2 separate regions of the Homo sapiens genome follow, and region 2 is linked to region 1. A link is an interaction called in ENCODE POLR2A ChIA-PET data of the cell type or tissue named here. Cell type or tissue: A673. All regions are shown on one strand. Links, peaks and the distances in the headings refer to the core of each region. The heading gives the core; the rest is flanking DNA. Region 1 has its middle 12 kb from the start of NDUFA12. Region 2 overlaps USP44 (ubiquitin specific peptidase 44).

Region 1 (2,922 bases), core at 116-2,615:
AAACATTGCCAGAAGCCTTAATTCTTTCTTCAATGATCTTAGCTTCAATTTAGCTCATCCATTTTGATCATTTTCCCTCTTAAATTTGGTACATTGAACATACGTACCTCACTGAAGAAATCATATAGTTCCATTTTCTGAACTGATTTCCCACTCCTAGCAACAACTACTTCCAACCCTTTTAGCTTAGTTATTCCCTACCATATTTCTAAATTACATGCTTATAGTATTTCTAGAGTTTTTCCAACTTTAGGCATTACTTGTTGACTTCTCAACATAGGTGAGGACTTTTAGGGCTTTCACACACTCCCCTCCTCACACCTAGCTCCCCCTCCAACTTCCTGCTCCATTTTTCATATACGGTTTACTAAATTTTCTGTTACATATCCATGTAAGGACAATTTAGTGTTTACAACTTCTCAAGGGCTTACTCCCCTCCCTTGGATACAGGGAATTGTGGAGGAGATCTGGAGATCTAACAGCACCTCATTTTTTCCACATAAGGATTTATTTTTCTATCAAATATTGGGAAATATACAAAAGTGCCTATTTGATCTTAAGAATCTACAGTCAGCTTAATAAGTAGAATAGTATCAGAGATTCAAGTTTTCAAAAAACATGGCTGAAAAAACAGCTTTGATTCCCTAAACTCTTCCAGAATCTTCCCACTTTCCTGTCAAAGGGCATAGTTTATCTTCCCTTGAATGTGGGTGGGTCTTTGCATCAATAAATAAAATGACATGGAAAGCAATGTTGCTTGGTTTCTGAGGGTAGGTTAGAAAAAACCATCTGGCTTTTCCCTGGCACTTCCTCTCTCAACACTTCCTCCAGCAGCCACATGGAAATTACCCTTCATTTCCCACAAAATGGAGTCCAGTCTGTAGCTGAGTAGTTTTCTTAGCCATCTCCTGCCCATACAAGTTTGAAGGTCCAAGATGATACCCTCCTGCCATTTTTTTTTTTTTTTTCAAATTTTAGAGACAGGGTCTCACTCTGTCACCCAGGCTGGACTGCAGTGGCATCATCATAGCTCACTGCATCCACCAGCTCCTGGGCTCAAGCCATCTTTCCATCTCAGCCTCCAGACTAGCTAGGGCAGCCATGCACCACCATGCCCAGCTTAAGATGTTACAATCCTTTAAACTTCTTATGATTTCTTATGTATCAATTTGTAAACAATTCCATAAGATGAAAACCACCCCCAACCTCCCAGGCCCCAATCTTGTCCAGGTAAGCCTTGTCTACCTGGGTTTCCAAGTGAGGCTGCTGAGATGGAATATTTTTTCCCCCAAATGAGGGAAACATTTCTAGTATTTCTGGTTCCATATGCTCTTCCAGAAGCTTGCCACTTCATCATCAGGAGGTGGAGTCTATTTCCCCTCCTTTTCCATCAGCACAGACCTTTGTGACTTCTTCGATGAGTAGAATGCAGCAGAAGACACTGAATTAGTGTTTTTTTCATTTTTTTTTTTTTGAGATGGAGTCTTGCTCTGTCACCCAAGCTGGCGTGCAGTGGTGCAATCTTGGCTTACTGCAACCTCCGCTTCCCAGGCTCAAGCGATTCTACCACCTCAGCCTCCCGAGTAGCTGGGACTGCAGGCACATGCCAGCAGGCCTGGCTTTTTTTTTTTTTTTTTTTTTTTATGTAGAGATGGGGTTTTGCCATGTTGTCCAGTCTGATCTTGAACTCTTGAACTCAGGCAATCTGCCCGCCTTGGCCAAAGTGCTGGAATTACAGGTGTGAGCCTGTATCCCCTGCCTAACACTGGATGAATTCTAATGCCAGGCAAGAAATGGTAACAGAGCTCCCACGTGGCCTTCTCAACCCTTGTTCTTGGAACCTAGCCTCTAGGTTGTGAGGAAGGGAAACAGGACTAGGTATGTGTTCTGGCTTCAGCTCCACCTGAAGTCCCAGCAAACAGTCACTATCAACTTCCAGACATATGAGTGAATGATTACATACATTCCAACCTCACTATTTGAGCTCACCTAGCTGTGGCTGAAAGGAGCAGAGACAAGCTGTCTCTCCCAAGCTCTGTCCATGTTGCATATTCATGAACACAGTACATGTTGTTTTAAACCGTTACGTTTTGGGATGGCTTGTTTAAAAGCAAATAGTTAGAACTCTGTCAATACTTTTCAAGCCCCTTGTATTCTGTTTTTATCCTCTTCCCACCCCTTCAGAAGTAACTAGTATTCTAATTTAGTATTATTTCCTTTGCTTTCACAAAATTAGCTTTCCCACATAAATACCTCTCAACAATGTATCTGCCTGTTTTCAGTAAACCAGTTAAATTATGGTTTTGTATACTTTTGGGCTTTTTTCATACAACATTGTATTTTGGGGATTCACCCATGTTTATAGTTTATTCCTTTTTTAGTGTTGCATAGTATTCCATTGGGTGATTATACCACAATTAACTTCTCCATTCTCCTGTCAATGGATATTTGAACAGTTTTCCTTTTTTGCTCTTACAATGCTGACATGAATATTTTTGTATGCCCCCTGGTACATGTGTGAGTTTCTCTAGGATAACTTCATGCATGTTCAACTTTCTATTTAATGCAAAATCTTTCCCGAATTTATTGTACCGACACTCCCTCCATCAACACACATATTTTTACTCCACATACTCTACGTTTGGTTTCGCCAGACTAAAATTTTATCATTCTGGTGGGTGTGTATTTACTTCCAAAATAGACTTTCAGCAAATCCTTCATCTTCCCCTCCAGAGATGTCATAGTACAAGAGCATTTTGGAGGATCTGTGGTACAAATCAGATTGCTTCACAGTTTTCCACACTGCAGGATAAAAAGTCCTTCTCAGGTTTGCTAGGATCATCACTACTAATCTATTTTTAGCTTTCAAAAAGTTGTGGTTATCATTTATTTCTGTCCCATTTTTTTGTCTTTGTAAGATGC
Region 2 (2,922 bases), core at 97-2,596, 530 kb after region 1:
AATGTAATATAGATCTAATTGGCGTAATCAGTAGCTCAATTTTCAGATCCCTTCTTTAAAAAAATATTTTAATGAAAGTCAGGAAGTTACCATGATGAATAAACACACAAAAAAGTCAAATTAAATTACTATTTAATAAAGTGACAGAATGAGGGAAATGGCAAAAATACATTCCTAAAAAGAATTAGTCTATACATCTGTATAGTGTGGAAAAATAAAGAAAAAAAGAATTAATCTATATGTTAAAATCTGAATAGACACTGAGATAACATTTTCATTAAGAAGCTTCCCCCCGCCATAGCTCATATTTAGTCAAATAATCATCATACAATATTTACATTTTATATGTCTTAGTGTCTTATAACCACAATTTTATCAATATTAAGGTATTTCTAAAATAGCCACGATTTTATAAATATTAAGATTGTTTAAAGTCTTGAAAGACCACAAGCTAAATCTAAACTTCTTAACATGGCACATAAAAGCCTTTGAACTTTGGAACAATATACACTTTTCTACTCTCATGTATGACTAACTACTTCCCAAACATCTTTTGTTAAGATGTTTTTAACAAATCTTATTGTGAATGTTTAATTTTTAAAACTCTTCATAATTGGGATATAAACGATTTTCATAAGAAATGGGCATTCATATTTTACAGGAACACATATACATTCTAACTCTATTAAAGAAAGAAGAAATATAAGTACCACTGGGCATAAAATAGAACACATTTAAAAATAAAAGTGTCACAGTAACCATCTCATTAAAAACAAAAACGAAAAAAAAAAAACTTGAAATCTCCCAGAGGGAGAATATGTTGACTATTTTAATGAAGATAATTTTTGTAACAAAACATTTTTCTTTAAACAGTAACAAACCAAACAGATCCTCTACAGGCTATTAAAAGTTGTATGATTTGTTATTTTCCATAATAAAAGATAGGAGGAAATGGTAATTTCGGTAGGAAGTAGGCCTTAGGAATTACTAACCACCACAATGCATTTGGATAAGAATGAAAACAACTTTATCCATAGTTTGCAGTAATTAGGGTAAATCTTACCCACTCGTATAAGCAATTTTCCATTTTCCATTTACTTCACGGAACCACCATAGTATTCTGTCCTCTTAAGAAATGTTTGTGAAACGCCAAGGGTCAAGCACAGTGCTTGGTTCACAGAAAGGGGTTCAATATTTTTGAATGAACAAATTACTGAGCGAATGAACACAATGGGCTCTCAAACCCTCCCCTACTCCCTCTTAGGTATGCTATTATGTCCATTATGTGCTTTGGCACCTCTCCATGTCAATCATGATGTATTTCCTTTCCTTTATCCCTAGAAAGGCCCTGGTTATTCTTTCTTCCTTTAGAGATCTAGAATCTATAATTACCCTGATCTTGCTTGGAACTCCTCATTAAACAATAAAGGACACCCTTTTCCCTTGGGCCTTCCTCATGTCTCTAACATGCCTCTCCTGAAGCAGAGATTGAATCTAGTTGAACACGTTGTAAGATAAAGCTCCTGAAAGCAGTTTCTGCCTCCGGGTTATTTGAATTTCTCACCCCCATCCCTACTTAACAAGTAATTTTGTTCCAAAACATTTATCATCAGTGTCACATCAACAAATTTACACATCAATCTACCGCAGCTAACTTCGTAACAATGGGAGAAACATTCAGAATAATACTGAGCATCCTACCAAGGGTCTGAAAAATTGAATTCAAATACTCTGTGTGTAAAATGCCTAGACTCTGTCATTCCAGCACATCTATGATCTGATCTAGCAAGTATATCGTTAGACTACAAATTACCTTTTTCCTATGACGTGTAAAACTCCATTAAAAATGAATTCTTCCTAATAAAGTTTTTTATGGCGTCTAAAATTGCTGTGAATGTTACACCTTTTACAATCACCTTTTAGCCAGAAAGCCATTATTTGTAGAATCCTCCTGTATTTCAGTTATTTGTCACCTATTTAGGCTGGGCCTAATAGCAAAACTGTCCCCCGTTACTGAATTCAGAGAATTATTCGGGCACACGATTTATTTCCTATCTTGATTAGACTCCTGAGCCCGTGCCCCAGCCTCTCGCTAATCTCCCTGGACCAGACAACTCCATTAGAATCTGGCACCCACGTTTGTTCTGCCTAACACTGCAGGAAGGACAGAGACTTCAAAGCACGTGTTTGTTTTTTTGTTTTGTTTTTGGCTACCAAGAAGCCAAATTTCTGTATCCTCTACCATTCAAAACCCCAATTCAACAAATTTACACGGGGGTTTTTCCTCCACGTTAAGCAGTTAGTCGGGTACTAGAGATACACATATAAAACACAGACTCTGCCCTCAAACAACCCAATGAGCAGAAAATTCTCTTAGGCACCAAAACGCTGTAATAGATTCAAGTGTGTAGAGGAGAAGTTTGGTAGAGTGGATATGACGCTTTCTTTCTTTGTAGTACAGAAAAGATAAATCTGTAGAAAAGGGAGAAAGACAACTGGGTAGAAAATTTATTTCAAATATCTAACCCAAATCTTCAACAGATTTTCCATTTTAAATATTCCAAAAAGTGTACCATTGTATATTATACTAAATGCAGGTTCATTTATCACTTAAAAATTTTTAAGCTAAAAAATCTCAAACAATTAACATTTGGGAAGAAAAACAGGACTGATACACAAAGTAGTCAAAATATTTCAGCTTTCTAAACTGTATGCACTGGACTAACTGTTCAATATTAGAATATCTCTACATTTGAATTTGGATAGCCCACAGTGATAAATACTGGACTGAAAAATCTGACATCGAACATATGCAAAACTAATGGCTACTATGAAAAAAGATAGAATGGGGAGAGAAAACTTGAATGTGCCAAAACATTTAAACGCTCTTTAAAATATCCTGAGATGCTAAATTAAGGACAA

What was found. ChIA-PET counts read pairs that join two places held together with the same protein. Peaks named below come from ENCODE experiments on the same cell type or tissue, not always from the same donor. Only the 100,000 strongest peaks of a DNase experiment are listed, where the experiment ranks them.
Region 2: POLR2A ChIA-PET joins it to region 1 with 9 read pairs; 4 of 35 experiments call an interaction of 5 or more read pairs at or near these places.

What each region holds. Positions count from the first base shown.
Region 1 is chr12:95,013,917-95,016,838 of GRCh38, forward strand. No RefSeq gene overlaps it. Among named protein-coding and RNA genes, the nearest start is that of NDUFA12, 12 kb to the left of the region's middle. In A673, for the core only: no CTCF peak of the experiment used is centred there; no DNase peak of the experiment used is centred there.
Region 2 is chr12:95,544,519-95,547,440 of GRCh38, forward strand. The region is part of intron 1 of USP44 (ubiquitin specific peptidase 44); the gene reads right to left. Among named protein-coding and RNA genes, the nearest start is that of USP44, 5.5 kb to the right of the region's middle. In A673, for the core only: no CTCF peak of the experiment used is centred there; a DNase peak (open chromatin) is centred at 1,343; H3K4me3 peaks cover 876 bases; H3K27ac peaks cover 1,244 bases.